Regions from separate parts of the Homo sapiens genome. Here region 2 is linked to region 1. Evidence: read pairs that join two places in POLR2A ChIA-PET (ENCODE). Cell type or tissue: A673. All regions are shown on one strand.

The links. ChIA-PET counts read pairs that join two places held together with the same protein. Peaks named below come from ENCODE experiments on the same cell type or tissue, not always from the same donor. Only the 100,000 strongest peaks of a DNase experiment are listed, where the experiment ranks them.
Region 2: POLR2A ChIA-PET joins it to region 1 with 10 read pairs; 2 of 35 experiments call an interaction of 5 or more read pairs at or near these places.

Annotation. Positions count from the first base shown.
Region 1 is chr2:8,707,169-8,715,168 of GRCh38, reverse strand. No RefSeq gene overlaps it. Among named protein-coding and RNA genes, the nearest start is that of ID2, 29 kb to the right of the region's middle. In A673, no CTCF peak of the experiment used is centred here; a DNase peak (open chromatin) is centred at 3,928; H3K27ac peaks cover 2,328 bases.
Region 2 is chr2:7,766,703-7,774,702 of GRCh38, reverse strand. No RefSeq gene overlaps it. Among named protein-coding and RNA genes, the nearest start is that of LINC01871, 45 kb to the right of the region's middle. RefSeq lists an enhancer at 952-1,001. In A673, no CTCF peak of the experiment used is centred here; no DNase peak of the experiment used is centred here.

The sequences.
Region 1 (8,000 bases):
TGCAATCACAGCTCACTGCAGCCTCGTACTCCCGGGGTCCTGCCTCAGCCCCTCCCAAGTAGCTGAGACCACAGGTGTATGCCACCACACCCAGCTAATTTTTAAATTTTTGTCGAGACCAAGGTCTCACTTTGTTACTCAGGCTGGTCTCAAACTTCTGGGCTTAAGCAATCCTTCCACCTCGGCCTCCCAAAATGCTGGGATTATAAGCATGAGCTACTGGGCCTGGCCAGCTTTTCAATGATTTCTGCCATTACTCCCCTTCCCCTCCTTTACCAGTAGTGAGCATGAACATAAAGCATGGCCTGGAATTCGGTGTGGTGGTTGATTTTACACGTCAGCTTGACTGGGCCATGGGGTGCCCAGACATTGATTCAGATGTTATCCTGGGTGTGTCTGTGAGGGGTTTCTGAATGAAGTTAACATTGGAATGAGGACCGAGTGAAGCGGATTGCCTTCCTTTGCAGGGGTGGGCCTCATCCAATCGATGGAAGACCTGACTAGAACATACAGACTGAGTAAGAGGGAACTCCTTCCTGCCTGCTGAGCTGGGACATTGGTTTTTCTGGCCTTCGGACTTGGATTAAAATATTGGCTCTTCTTGGGTCTCGAGCCTGCCAGCTTTCAGACTGGAGGGGACACCACTGACGGTCCTGGTTCTCAGGCCTTCGAGTCCGGCTGGAACTCCACATCAGCTCCCCTGGGGCCCAGCTTGCTGGCTGCAGACGCTGGGACTTTTCTGAAGAACTTTGACTAATACAGACTTCACTTTAGAGTGGCTAAAGGACAGGACTTTAAAAATAAGTTTCCCAAATGGGTTCTGAGGTTTCTGGATTCCCACCCCCACCACTCCCTTTGCTTCTAGGCCTAGAACTAGGCCCCGGTGCTAGCAGGTCCCTAAAGGTCAGGCACAGTGGGAGCCAGGAGGAGGTGTGCCACACTCCCAAAGAATGCCTGCGTTTTCTCGTGTATACAGAAAGAAACCTGGGAAATGGGTGTGGATGGACATCAAGAGTGTGAGATGATGCTGGGAGGAGCCGAAGGCCGGAGCAGGCTGAGTTCGTTGTGAGTCCGGCTGGCAGAGCTTCTGCATTTGATGCTGTAGCTAAGCAAGCTGGAAAGCCTCTCACAGTCTGGTTGGTGATTGGCTGAAACATGGACCAAAAGATGACCCACAGCGCGCATATTGGAAATGCTGGACCAAATCTATATTTTCTTATTATGTTACAATAATAAAGCCAGCATCCATGTAACCAGAGCAAGGTTAAGAAACCAAAATTATTGGCCAGGAGCGGTGGCTCATGCCTGTAATCCCAGCACTTTGGGAGGCTGAGGTGGGTGGATCACCTGGGGTCAGGAGTTCGAGACCAGCCTGGCCAACATGATGAAACCCTGTCTCTACTAAAAATACAAAAATTAGCTGGGCGTGGCAGCATGCATCTGTAGTCCCAGCTACTCAGGAGGCTGAGGAAGTAGAATCACTTGAGCCCAGGAGGCAGAGGTTGCAGCGAGCCGAGATTGCACCACTGTACTCCAGCCAGCCTGGCAACAGAGCAAGACTCCGTCCCCCCCCCCCAAAAAAAAAAAGTGCTTTCTTTGGGAAGTGCCAAAGACAGCACCACTGCCTTGACTTTGTGACAATCTGTATTAGGCTGTTCTCATGCTGCTAATGAAGACATATCTGAGCCTGGGTAATTTATAAAGGAAAGAGGTTTAATGGACTCACAGCTTCATATGGCTGAGGAGGTCTCACAATCTTGGTGGAAGGTGAATCAGGAGCAAAGTTACGTCTTACATGGTGGCGGGCAAGACAGCGTGTGCAGAGGGACTCGCAGATCTCCTGAGACTTAGTCTCTATGATAAGAACAACACGGGAAAGACCTGCCCCAAGGATTCAATGACTTCCCACTGGGTCCCTCCCACAACACGTGGGAATTATGGGAGGGAGCTACAATTCAAGATGAGATTTGGGTGGAGACACAGCCAAACCGTATCACAACCATTTCCTCACTTACCTTTATAATTTCACCAGTTATGTGTACGTTCTTGAACAACTTTTTTTTTTTTTTTTGAGATGGAGTCTTGCTCTGTAGCCCAGGCTGGAGTGCAGTGGTACCATCTCGGCTCACTGCAACCTCCGCCTCCCGGGCTCAAGTGATTCTCCTGCCTCAGCCTCCTGAGTAGCTGGGATTACAGGCGCACGCCACCATGCCTGGCTAATTTTGTATTTTTAGTAGAGACGGGGTTTCACCATTTTGGTCAGGCTGGTCTTGAACTCCTGACCTCGTGATCCGCCTGCCTTGGCCTCCCAAAGTGCTGAGATTACAGGCGTGAGCCACCGTGCCCCACCTCTTGAACAACTTTATCTGGTTTTGATCTCATATAAATAATATCATATTGTTAGTATTTATCCTTGACTTATTTCTGTCACTAAACACTATTTGTGAGGTTTATTCCTATTGATGTATAGCATTATAATTCACTAATTTCCACTGCAGAATAGTATTCTGTTGTATAAATATTTATAATTTATCTATTTACTTTATTGGATATTTGGATCATTCTCCATTTTTATTGCTATGTTTGTACAGATATGTATTTACATGTCTCCACATGTATGGATGCGTGATTACACGTGTTTACGTGTTTACATGTGCAGGAGTTTGGTCTTGGACTTTTTGTGTATAAATTTCTGGGCTTGAGCTACTTAAAAGAAACGTGTATTTTTATAATCAGAAAGAATATTGCAAAAAGAAAAGAATCTTTCACATTTGTGACGTCTCTGGGCCTCCCTGGGCTAAGTCTATAACTAGAGTCCTGTGGTGCTCATGAAACCTGACGAAGGTGCCAGGAGCTGAGGGTGAGGGACGTCCGTGAGTGGAGGTGAGGAGATTGTGCTTGGGAAACAGACTGAAATGGGGACCTTTCAGTTTGGGACCATGCGCAGAGAAAGCAGAGGCGATCGGAGGCACGGATGTCGAGGCCAGTGTGCTCGGCAGGGCCTGGAGTTCCGGAGCTCTCAGACCTTCTCCTCCTCCGCCCCCAGGTCAGCAGTCCCCTCCCGTGCAGCATGTCTAACACAGAACTCAGAATCGTCCCCAAACCAACTCTCCCCTCTGCGTTTTCCTTCTTGTTGTTGGCACCATAATTATCTGCGTTTCGGGCTCAGAAATGGAGCGCTCTTCACTTCCCCTCCCCACCATTCCCTCCTCCCAGCAGTCACCAAGCCTTCCACACTGCAGCAGCCCTCCCTGGAGGGTGTCTCCTGGAAGTTAGCTCTCACTATCACCTGCCTCCAGCCTCTCCCTCTTCATTCCAGTTTCCACACAAATGCCAAAGACTTCGTCACAGCCATCTCCTGCCCAGCGGTGTTCAGTGACTCCCCGTCCCTTGCAGAATCTGATTCTAATGAGCTTAGGTGGACAACCAAGGCCCTGCGATATCCCACCCCAACTTACTCCCGCACAAACTCCATTTCTCAGCTGAAGTTGTCCACTTAACGAGTTTTTCCTGAATATTCTGAAGACCTTCAGTTTCCTGAAGTAACAGACAGTCCTTATCATTGTGTTTGTCCTCACTCCTTCCTGTGCCCAGAACTCCCCCTCCTTGCTTTCTTTCTTGCTGAAATGCTGTGCCTCTGGACATAGCATCTTCCCCTGAAAGGCAATTGTCTCGGGGGTAACACTTGAGACTTAAAAACTTACCACAATCCAAGGAAGTGTTAATTCACGCAGCCACTGCTGTCATCAAGGTGCTGGGCCGAGGGGCAAACTTGAGCTTGTTAACAGAATTTATTCCTGAAAGAGCTGCAATAGGCCAAAACATAATTGGATCTCAAAAGTTTTTGAGAAGAATAATGAATGATGTTAAGAAGAATGTTCTTGTGTAACTTATGGAAGCAGAAGAACCCTTGAGCTTAGTAATATTCAGAGGCATGGAGTCTAGTCCAACAGTTTTAATTTGCAAATTTAAAAATCCAGGCTCAAAGTGTTCTCCAGCATGTCACAACTTGTTTCAACGTGCAGCAGCATTAATCTCAACATTGTCTAAACTAGTCTTGTTCTAGAAGGCTACAACTTAGGAGAATGCATTAATACGCATTAGCCAGAAAGGAAGTAACCGTGACTTGAAGCAAAGAAATTAGTATCAAGTTTATGTGAAGTCTAATGTTCAGGGAAAATTTAAATACATAAAAAAGGGACTTTTGGAATGAAATGACATCAAACGTGAGTGTGGCATGAAATTAAAATTAAACAAGATCTAGAAGATATCAGAGACAATCCAAGGGAGAAGTCAGTCACTTACAGAACCCTGAAAAAGGTAAGATCCGTGAATTTAGCCAACTGCTAAGTACTGGGAGAAGGACGGAAGGGTTAACTTGAGAGAGTGCATGGCGTGTGCTGAAGGACAGCTTGAACCCAAGGTGAGCTCTCTGAGATCTGTACCATGAAGCTGAGTGACAAGTGGAGAAATCATAAGGCCGAGCATTCGTTCTGGTCTTTCAAAGGAAACTGGACAAAAATAGCCTGCGTTTGAGGAAAACTAATCGGCGATGAAAGGTGGTGTTTTCTCTGTGACCCCGAAACAAAGTGTCAGAGTTTTCCCTGGAAAATTACAACATTCCTAAGATCCCCAAAACTGCACATGTCAAAATCCTAAATAAAGAGCACATGGCTTTGTTCCTCTGACATCTGTGTATTGCTCCATCCAGGAGGTGGAAAAGTCCATCCCTGCCAACGTGCTCATGTCCTGGAGGGTGTGAAGGATGCTTCACTACGCACAGCTGAATGGGGCCCACCGGCTGCTGGCCTCCCATGGTGGGGGCCTGGTGGATGGGGGGTTTCTGAGAAACCATTTCTGGCCAAAATCTATTAGCAGATTTATCACTTAGCTCATGAAGATGTTAGCAGGTGTTACACACAAAAACTAGATTGTGGTCCCGTGACTTTAGAAAATCCAACCACATCGGTTGCTTTGTTACATAATTTATTAGAACTTTCAATATAAAATTTGAAACAAACCCCAAGAAGAGAAAATGTGCGTCTCCTGCAAACAGATCCGACCCCAAAGCCTATTCCCCTGAGCACCATTCAGGGCTGGTTCCATAGAACGTCCCGCCAAGGGCCTTGCTTAATGAAGGCCTTCATCCAAACACCTTGGGCAATTCCAGTAAACCCAACCCACCGTTGACTGTCTTCAAAACACTATGCTACCACTGCTTAAATCAATTCCGAAGGAGGAGCCACCAAGGTTCTTCAGAGTGCAGGACACTCATCTCGGTCAATCTACGCAAATAACCCTGTCTGCCACGTAAGGACGGGAGAATGATCGCCTGCGTCTCTTTCCTCTCTCTGCTGACACAGGCGTCAACCTACAAGGACAAAGGGCATAGGAAAGGCGGGGACGGCAGGTGAGAGGGTTCAACGCTACTGGCTCAGCAGCCTGGAAGGAGACGAGGCGTGGCTAGTGTCTCAGCAGAGGAGGCAGCTACATCCCAGAGGCTTGCAGAAGGGTTCTCCAGAGAACAGTTGATGTGCAGGGCCTCTAAGGCCTGCAAAGGACCTGGAGCCCAGGGGCGTCCCCTTGAGGAAGAGGGGAAAGTGGGGATAAGACAAGGTAGGGTGACTCAAAGTCTTCACCTGGCCAGAGAGAGCCCCTGCTCCTGCCTGCACAGCAGGTGGCCATGCCCTTGGCTCCACTGCAGGGAGGAGTGAGGACGGTGATTCTTTGGAGAACTGGAGGACTTGGTTATGTGGCTGAAGGGTGAGGCACGAGTTTTAAAACAAAGGGATTAAGTAAAATTCTGCAGTACTGACGAGGTGGGAGTCCTGCTTCCCTACCCTGCGTTCAGGAAGCTGACAGCCAGCCTTCATCCCTAAGGCAGAAGACTAGGGGGTTCTACTCAAGGAAAATGGAATAGTTCTGAATAAGACTGGGCCTGGGATTCAGGGTATTTCTCCCCAGGCCTCAGTGAGGCCCACCAGCTGACAAGTCCATCTCATCAACACAGCTGCTGTGTTTTCTATGGAGCTGATTTGGCTACATGATTGAATGTATCCAGGGGTCATCAAAAATTCTAGGAAAGCTTCTAATATAAAAGGGAATGCCTAAAACAAACAAACAGGGGAAGATAAAGAAAGAAATGACATTTGAAGGAAACAGAGGCAATGCAAAGAGCAGAAGAAAACTTTAAAAAAAAATCCAATAAATATTTTCAGGGAGCTAAGAGAAGATGCTACACCCCCAAACAGAATACTATATATAAAAATGGAACAATTAGAGAATAAAAATAAATTTTGGAAATCAGATAAGGTAGGCAAAATTTAAAATTTAATAGAAAGGGTAAAGGATGATGTTCAGAAAATCTCCCAGAATGTGGAATTAAATCACAAAAGAAGAATAGGAGGGAAACTTTTTTTTTTTTTAAGTTAGGCAATCTAGGAGATCCAACACCCAACAAATTGCAGTTCTAGAAAAGAGTAAATCGAGAGGATTTAGAGAGAGTAAATTGAGAGGAGGATTTATCCCAGAACATTACAGGAAAAGTCCCCAGACTGAAGGATGTGAGCCTTCATATGGAAAAGGCCTGCTGAATGCCCCACATAGTGAATCAAAACAGCCACACCAATGCACATGATCAAGAAATTTCAGAATCTCCAGAATAAAGAGAGGATTCTGAAAGCTTCCAGAAAAAAAAAAAGGGTCACACAAAAATAATTCACAGGGCAGGGTATGGTGGCTCATGCCTGTAATCCCAGCACTTTGGGAAGCCGAGATAGGTGGATCACCTGAGGTCAGGAGTTTGAGACCAGCTTGGCCAACATGGTGAAACCCCGTCTCTACTAAAAAATACAAAAATTAGTTGGGTGCAGTGGCAGGCGCCTGTAATCCCAGCTACTCAGGAGGCTGAGGCAAAAGAATCACTTGAGCCTGGGAGGCGGAAGTTGCAGCGAGCCAAGATTGCACCATTGCACTCCAGCCTGGGAGACTGAGCAAGACTCTGTCTCAAAATAATAATAATAATAATAATAATAATAATTCAACTACAAATAAAGGAATCATCAGAGTCTTCTCTGAGCAACACTGGAGGCTGGAAGATGCTAGAACAAGCCTTTAAAATTTGGAGGGAAAAGTGCCATTCAACCTAAAATATTCTACTTGTTAACAACACACCAGGGGTTTGGTCTGGGTCCTGCTGCTCCCAGCACAGAAAGTCAATCACTGAGACAACAAGTATTGCCAGGGAAGAAGGCTCTAACTGGGTGCTGCAGCTGAGGAGATGGGAGCTCATTCTCAAATCCATCTCCTTGATTGACTAAAATTGAGGGCTTACATAGCGGGGAAAGAATGTAACTACAGGCAGCTAAACAGGAATTGGGGAGAGGTAAGGAGATGAAAAAGAATGAGGGGTCTGGCTTTTCATTGTCTGGATGTGGTGATCTGGTGAGTTTCAGTTCCTTGATACTATCTGGGAGGCCTGAGAGTTGGCTTCCTGGGGAAGGAACTCAGATAAGATGGATGGAAGTTGTCAATTATAAAGGTAATTGACTGTGAGGGTGGATTTCTATGTTTATTTTAAAAGACTGTGAACTTCAGTTCTCTGAGGCAATTGAGTGTGGTTCAGACCCAGGAAAAAGTATCAGTCAAGTGAGAGGGTACAATAATGGCATTTTTAAGTGTGCATGACTTTAATAGGTTACTTTACATGGCCCTTTCCTAGGAAACTGCTGGAGGGTACACTGTAGCAAAACTGGAGAGTAAACCAAGAAAGAGGAAGACAAATTATCCAGGAAATGCGATCCCAAAGACAAGATAATCAAGCACATCAAGATTATAGCAAGGAGAGACTTCCCATACCAACAGCCAGGAATCCAGGCTGAAGCAGGAGGATGGAAATCTTTCTGAAAAACAAGAAACTGGTATGTTTGCGTGCATGGAAATGTATTGATAAACAGGTGATGGATTGGAGAACTGGGGCAAATATTTTTTAAAGGTTACAG
Region 2 (8,000 bases), 940 kb after region 1:
CTACTGTGTGCATGTGTGCATCAGAGTGTCCTAATGTCAAATCACCTCTGTTGAGTCCCTCATAGGGTAAAACTTTCAGGGAGGGCCAGGATGTCTGCAGAAACGTTTCAGGTCCACATTTCTCCAAAGATAGAATGCACAGCTTTTAGAGACAGCTGACCTTCCATTGCTAGGGGCTTCTTAGTGGAAGTGTGCTGGAGACCATGGCTGGGGAACTGGGCTCAGTGAATTGCCATATCCTTTTCTAAACAAATGATTTTAGAATTTTATGACCAGGTGTTACCATAGTAAGACCTGCTCAGTAAAAAAACAAACAAACAAACAAACAAAAACAAAAAACACTATAGGGCTCTATCCAAGGTGCTTGTCTAACTCTCTAACCCCAGTTTCAATTTCTCGCCCTTAGGGGCAAATTGGCAGGTTGTCCCCTGCTCCTCCTGGCCCACACAGCCTTGCTTATTTGTCTCTGTGTGATTTCCTTCTGAGGTATGGCCTCAACATTCCTCTCAACATAGAGTCTGGAGAGCCACATCTGTAGACCTGTCTGGGCTCATGGGAAGTTGACTTGCGCTGTGAAGCTCTTGTAGGGCCACCTGCCACACCCCTCTGATGACAGGGGTCACTCACTGGGCTTGAATCTTCCCTTTATTTCTAAATTCACTTTTTTCTTCTCATTTGTCTGCATTTCCTTTTCTTCTATTGTCATGGTTCTCAGACTTGCAGGTGCTTCAGATCACCTTTGGCACTTGTTAAAACACAGCTTGCTGGGCCCCAGCACCAGAGTTTCTGATTCAGTAGGGAATTTGCATTTCTAACAGATTCTAGGTGATGCTGCTGTGGCTGGCCAGGGGGGCCCGCCTTGAGAGCCACTGCTGTGCTGTGACCCAGGGTGTAAGAGAGAAGCACCTACTGACCATGGACCCATGGCCAGGAACTCCGCATGGAAAAGGACAGCAGGGGTAGCCGCCCACAGGGAAGAAGCGAGCTGCTGCCAAGTGAAACCTGTGGCCAGCCCCACCTTTCTTAGCAATTCAAGCTCTGAATCAAAGTTCAGGCCAACCTTGGGAATTGTGGTTTTTAGCAACTTTGCTGAAACCAAAAACATTGCCCAACTTGAAGTGTCAAAAGCCTGCATCAAGCACTGGCTCTTCCTCTTTTCTTCCGTAGGAGCCTCCACTCCTCCGTATATGAAAGTTTCAACTGCTGTCGTCCTGAGGGTTTGGCAAGGAGGGACATTCCACAGTTGTGAGATGACTGTGTTCTAGAGAGTTGACAATGCGGCATTTGTGTGTGTGGCGACTTCCTCCATAGAAAAACTCCAGAGAGCCTCCCTTCCGATGCTGCTGATACCCTTCCTTCCCAAGGTTCAGAATCAGGGAGTCCATTTGAGCAGAATCTTAAACAATATCACACACTTATGGAGCCACATCAAGCTGGGACATGCCACTGGGTCTAGAAAAAAATTTTGAGAAAGTATTGCTGTCATAAAGCTGATGTGTTTTGCTGTGTTAGAAGGCAAGATAATCTTGCAGAGACACAGAACCAGATAATTCCTTTTAAAGCAAGGTCATGAATAATATATATAGATAGCCATAGTCGCTGAGGGAAGATAGCAGAAGAAATAAATAGAAGAGCTTTAAAAATTGGAAAGAACTTCATAAGAACAGCAATCTGGGGCCAGTCTTGGGGGAAATTTACTCTTGCAATCTAAAATGTCTGAGGGTAGTATTAGGCATGCTGTAGTGGATGTAATGTTCCAAATTCATGTGGGTCACCTTGAATTATAAGCAGAAGGCTCAACTAGGTTCACTATTCTCAATTTGAGAAGGCAAAGACATGCATACTCCATTCTATTAAGATTTCTACAAAACTAGAGAGGGGAGTATGGCTTAGCGATTAAAAGCCAAGAGTGTAGAGCCAGGCTGCCTGGATTTGAATACCAGTTCTTCCACCTACCAGCCATGTAATTCTAGGTAATCTATTGGATGTCTCTGAGCCTCAGTATTGTCATCAGTAAAATGGAAAAATGATAGTTCCTACTTTATGTCGTTTTTAGGAAGACAAAAAGCTTCAATATATGTAAAGTGCTTTGAATGGCACATATTACAACGTTGTTTATTAAATATCTGCTATAGTAGTTAATGAAGTACTGTAGTTATTTGTTAAATAAATACTCGAAGTTGAATTTTAGATGGGTCATGCTTTTAGCCATAACATTCTGTTATGGAGAGAATTCCTATGCTGTGGGAGCTCCATATTTTCTGAAACTGGTAGGAAATCAGAAGTCTTGGCTGTTATCCTCTAAGTAGAGAGAACATGGGCCTTGGAGTCCAACAGGTTTAGGTGCAAATCCTGGCTGTGCCAGTTCCAGTTCGATGACCCTGGGCAAGACGACCACCCTCAGTGAACTTCAGTCTTGTACTCTCTGACATAAATGTCAATGATTTAATTAAAGCACCTGATAAAATTTGAAATATTCACGAAGCCATCTCTAAGTGGGGGCTCATGTCAGTGTGGGTGGCAGGCAAAAGGAGTTATTACTGTAAGCTGAGGAAAGCATGGCAAAGCAATACATGCTGAGAAGCCTGAGGTGTGAACGGGGAAGGGCCCAGGGCTGAAAATCACCCGGACGACATCTGCTTTGCCCTCCTCCTCTCCAGGTGTGGCATTGGTGAGAGCACCCACTGCATGGATGCTGACCACCTGCCTGGCAGCCTCTCAGCACATTCCAGTCTGTTTTGTGAAATCAGGTGCAGATAAAAGCCATACTGAGAAAGCACCCAGAGGCCTGAGCTTTTGCCCCATCGTTGACTTAACTGACTGTGAACTTGGGCAAGTCACTTTTCTTTTCTGATGTTCTTTTATTCTGTCTGCAAAATAGCATGCCTGAGGCCCGTTCTTGTTCCAAGCCTGCTAAAATCAATTGCCCTGCCCAACAAGGCTGTGCATGAGCTTTAATTGCTCTGGGGTGTGCTGCATTGTTCTTACCTAGCTTTGTTTGTCTATGTGCTGGCTTAATGAATCTTCATCATGTAGCCTCTTCAGTTTTCTAGCCTTTGTATTTATGTCCATCAGCCCTTGCCATGGAAGGCCAGCACCTGGCCACATCGTCCTCCCTCTGTCCAAATCTCATGTCCCTTCGCCAGTTCCCTGAGTGCTGTCATCAAGGGACAGTTTAGAATTTCAAAATACTTTAGACAACAAAGGAAAACTAGGATATGGCAAAATCACATCTAACAAATATATTTCTAAAGGGTGTGTGAAGGAAAACCCAAAGGTTAGGTTAGAAATTTTAAGCCTTATTTCATCATTATTTGCACCTTATCTTCATCATCCATAGGATGGGGACAAACAAAAGCAATCTAGCAGAGTGATCTGTACAGTAAGGTCGCTAACTTGTGGTTTTTGAGTATAGTGACTTTTGCGATTGAGTTGATCATTTTATTATTTTCTTTATATGTTTTTACTTTTCTTAGTTAATGTCAATATAGATTATAAGACAAAGTGAGCTTTGGAATATCTCACAGGAATTATTGCAGTGTGGAGGCTATGGAGGGGTAGAACCTGACAGAGGGCTTGCTCTGCTGACCCTTGGCCAGCGGGGACCCAGACAGAGCACTGGATTTGGGTTTGGGAAAGGTGGACTGGGATCCTGGTCCCATCACATGTTAACGATGGGGGATGGTGCAGTTTTCCCGACCTCGGAGCTTCAGCTTCTCATTTGAGGATGAGTAAAAGTGGTGATCTGCTGGCCTGCTATGAATCTCACATGGATGAGGAAAGTTAGATCATAGAGGGAGTCCATCCACCATTCCTTAGATACAAATGAAAAGGCTGCTGCGGGTTCTAGAATAATTGTTGCACCCGCTGCCAGGATCTTAATGGAATGTGGGTTTTCCCCTACTTTTCAAGGTTTTCATTTCTGTTTTCACTACAGTACTGAGAAGAAAAAGCCCAGATCCTCAGAGCAGCAATCATAGCTTTTCACAGCCTTTTCCATGGCTGTTTTTTTTTTTTTTTTTTTTACTTAAAAATTGTCTTGAAAATGCAACAGATATAATTTTGTTTTCTTTTGCAAGTTAAAATTCAAATACTTTCTAAATGCAAAAATGTTCACATGCTGTCCTGTTTGTTGGCAGCTGCAGAGTTACCAATATTTAGGGGAAAGCACTACATAATCTGAGGTTTTTACTTTTTTTCATCTAGTGAATTTTCTTCACAACTTTACAATTGGTCTTTGGTCTATTTCTTCAACTTTAAGCAAACAAAAACAATTGACAGATGTGAAATTATACCACGGCAGGCATTGCCAAGTTAACTTTTTATCTGTTTCTGCACAGGCATCTTAGCTTTGGCCTTGAGCATTGCTACCATTAATATTTTGATTTTTAGGAAACTAATTTGAGAATTTGTTGTTTCTTGCCCAGTATGTTTTGTTGGGTTACACAGCTCTCTTCATGAGCTGATATGGTTTGGCTCTGTGTATCCACCCTAATCTCATCTCCAGTTGTAATCCCCACATATTGAGGGAGGGAGGTGATTGGATCATGGGGCGGTTTCCCCCATGCTGTTCTCCTGAGAGTGGGTAAGTTCTCACAAGATCTGATGGTTTAATAAGGGGCCCTTCTGCCTTCACTTACACTCTCTCCTGCCGCCTTGCGAAGAAGGCGCCTGCTTCCCTTCTGCCATGATTGTAACTTTCCTGAGGCTTCCCCAGCCAAGCAAAACTGTGAGTCAATTAAACCTCTTTCCGTTATAAAGTACCCAGTCTTGGGCAGTTCTTTATAGCAGTGTGAGAATGGACTAATACATAAGCTAATTAAAACAGTAATGTGCAAGCTGATCAAAGCTCCATCTTCCCACTTGGGTACCCTTCCTGCAAAGCAGTCATTCAGTCATTTGTTCATTCATCCACCTATTCACTCTTCCGTTTAATAAAAACACTGAACAAACACCTGCTGTCTCCAAGGCACACCGCTGAACAATGTATTGCATAGAGAATTCATAGTAAATATTATACTGGGGTTATATATAAGGTGATACAAAAATGCAGAAGAAATAATTTTAGACAGGTCATGACATTTGAACTGGGCCCTGAAGAATCTCTTCAATGATCCCTTTAAATGAGCCCACTGTTTCAAAACAAACATTCCCAGCCAATAGAAGGGGCCGGCTCTATTAGAATTCTGGTCCTTAGAATTAGCTCAGACATTTTTGCTGCCTTGAACACCACTTGACTGGAATGCAATGCGGGCATGTTTTCTGGTGTGGGGCTCAACAGTTTTCTTATGCATACTCACCAGCCCTGCTCCTCCAGGCCTATGCAGCATGAGCGATAGAAACGATGCGCCCATTTGTGCCCCTGCCAGCTGCCTGCTCCCACGTGTGGGCCCACAAAGTAGATGAACAACTTCCCCCTGCACACCTCAGCACTGTGCTGTGGGTGTCTATGAACATTTTGCTCTGTCTCTTTTTTCTCTCTTTTTCCCCTCGCTACCTCCCAACCAGGAGCCAGAAATGCATCTCCCTCCATCTCCTATTTAGAAGCTTCAATGAACGAAGCCTTGGGCACACGCGGTGGACTGTGCCTGGGAGATGGACTTGGCGCCCGAAAGGTTGGTTTCTTCTACCTGCACTGTCCTTTTCTCCAGGCGCAGCCGGGCAAGGACCTGCCCGGCCTGGTGGTGTCAAGAGTGGGACTAAGCCCTTGTTCTTCCTGCCACAGAGGCACAGGCAGAAGATTCCGTGTCTGGGGCGATGTCCCCTCAGACTTCCACGTGGCTAGAGAAGGAGAAAGGGTGGTGGCCCACATATCTAGGGGCTCCACTGTATGGCTCCCAGGGGACCTGAGGGCACAGGGATGCTTGGGACTGGATTTGGCCCTTTGAGGGTATTGCATGGGGAGGATTTCCACACCAAGCCCACCTTTATTTATACACAAAATAAACAAATGTACTTAAATTGGATGATTTCTGAAGAGCATCTTGTACATGATAAAATCCTTTGAATACTCATAAAGTGCTAATGGGTCATCAGCAACCCCAGTCACCTGATCTGCAGGGAAGGTCTCCTCGCAGGCTGCAGCATCTGCCCTGGAGGCTCTGCATGGAGTCTCCTCTGGGCTGCACGGAGGTCCTCCCAGCATACACATTCACCCCTCTGTTGTGTGTTTCTGCTTATGTATGTGGTGTTTGTGTGTATGTGGTGTGTGTTGTGGTGTATATTGTTGTATGTGGTGTGCATGGGTGTGGTGTGGTTTGTGTATCTGTGTGCAGTGTGGGTGTGTGGTGTGTTCATCTATGTGCTGCGTGTAGTGTGGGTGTGGTGTAATGTGTGCTGTGGTATGTCTGTGATGTCTATGTTTTTATATTGTGGTATGTGATGTATGTGTATGTTGTGTGTGTTGTACTGTATGCTGTTTGTGGTGTGTGAGATGTGTGTGATGTGGTATTTTTGTGGTGTGTATGGTGTGTGTTTCTGTGTCATATGTATGGTGTATGTGTGTGTTGTGTGGTGCACGTGTCTGTGTGGTGTGTATGGTGTGTGTGTGTGTGTGTGGTGTGATGTGGGGTGTGTGTGGTGCATGTGTCTCTGGTGTATATGGTGTGTGTGGTGTGTATGGTGTGTGTATGTGTGGTATGGTGTGGAGTGTGTGTGGTACATATGTCTGTGTGGTGTGTATGCTGTGTGTGTGTGGTGTGTTGGGGGTGTGTGTGTGTTGTGGTACGGGGTGTGTGTGGTGCGTGTGTCTCCGTGAGGTGTGTCTCTGTGAGGTGTGTGTGGTGTGTGCCTGTGTGTGTGTGGTGTGGTGTGGTGTGTGTGTGGTGTGTGTGTCTCTGTGTGATGTGTGTGGTGTGTGTGTGGTGTGATATGTTGTGGTGTGGTGTGTGTGTGTTGTGCATGTCTCTATGTGATGTGTGTGGTGTGTGTGTGGTGTGATATGTTGTGGTGTGGTGTGTGTGTGTTGTGCATGTCTCTATGTGATGTGTGTGTGTGTGGTGTGGTTTGTTTGGTGTGCATGTCTGTGGGTGCGGCGGGAGTCGTGCTCTTGGGTGAGGTGTCTTAACCCCTTACACTGTTGTGAATGGCCCTGCGACCACGTTTTCGTTCAAAAGCCCCGTTATTCGTTTGCCCCGTCTTAGTGAGAGCAGGTGAACCATGAGGGGAGCCCAGGGAAAGCCAGGGCCCCGGGCAAGGGACAAGTGGAAGAGCTCGCGTCCTCGAACGGGACACCTGGCTGGGGGACGGCCTGGGAGCTGCTCACAAATGGGACAGGCCCTCTGGGCACCGTGGGAAGGGGACATGGGCGCCGCCTGCCCCGTGCCCAGCGCGAGTCCCTTAGGTCCCAGCTCCCTGCAGGAGAGGTGCCTTATTTGGTAGCACGGCCGGCCTCGCCGTGCTTGGCGGTCTTCTCCTGGCTCCTGCCTAGGGGTCTGCGGTTCCTCAGAAGCACTAGGCTACGCTTTCTCAGGGTAAACACGCACTCCGGACAGTGTAGCCGCGGCTTGGCAGGTGATGGCTGCCAGAGAGCAGCTCACACAGTCAGGACTAATTTGGTCATGGGGAGCATCCTAGTGTGACATTTACTGGATCTTCTGGGGGTGCTGACAGAGCACACAGCCGGGGGGACCTGGAGAGGGACGACGGGTGGAGTTAGCAGGGAGACAGGGCCTGGGCTGGGCTACCCTGCAAAACCAAGCTGGGCCAATGTTGTTTCTGGATGGTGGGGTGTCCAGGTCTCCCTGCCTCTGTGATGTGTCAGTCCTGACTTACACACCCCTGGACACCGCTCAAGGTGCACTGAGGTATGGGATGTAACACTGTCCCTGGAAGAAGCAGACTGTCCCCTGACACTGAGCAGGCAAATCAACTTCATCCTCTGGCAGAACAAATGCCGGTTCTCTCACCTTTGGTTAAAACAGGAGCTATTAAACAAATAATTCCACAAATTAAAGCTGTGTTTGATTCCAACGGCCTGCTATGAAGGAACATCTTCCTTT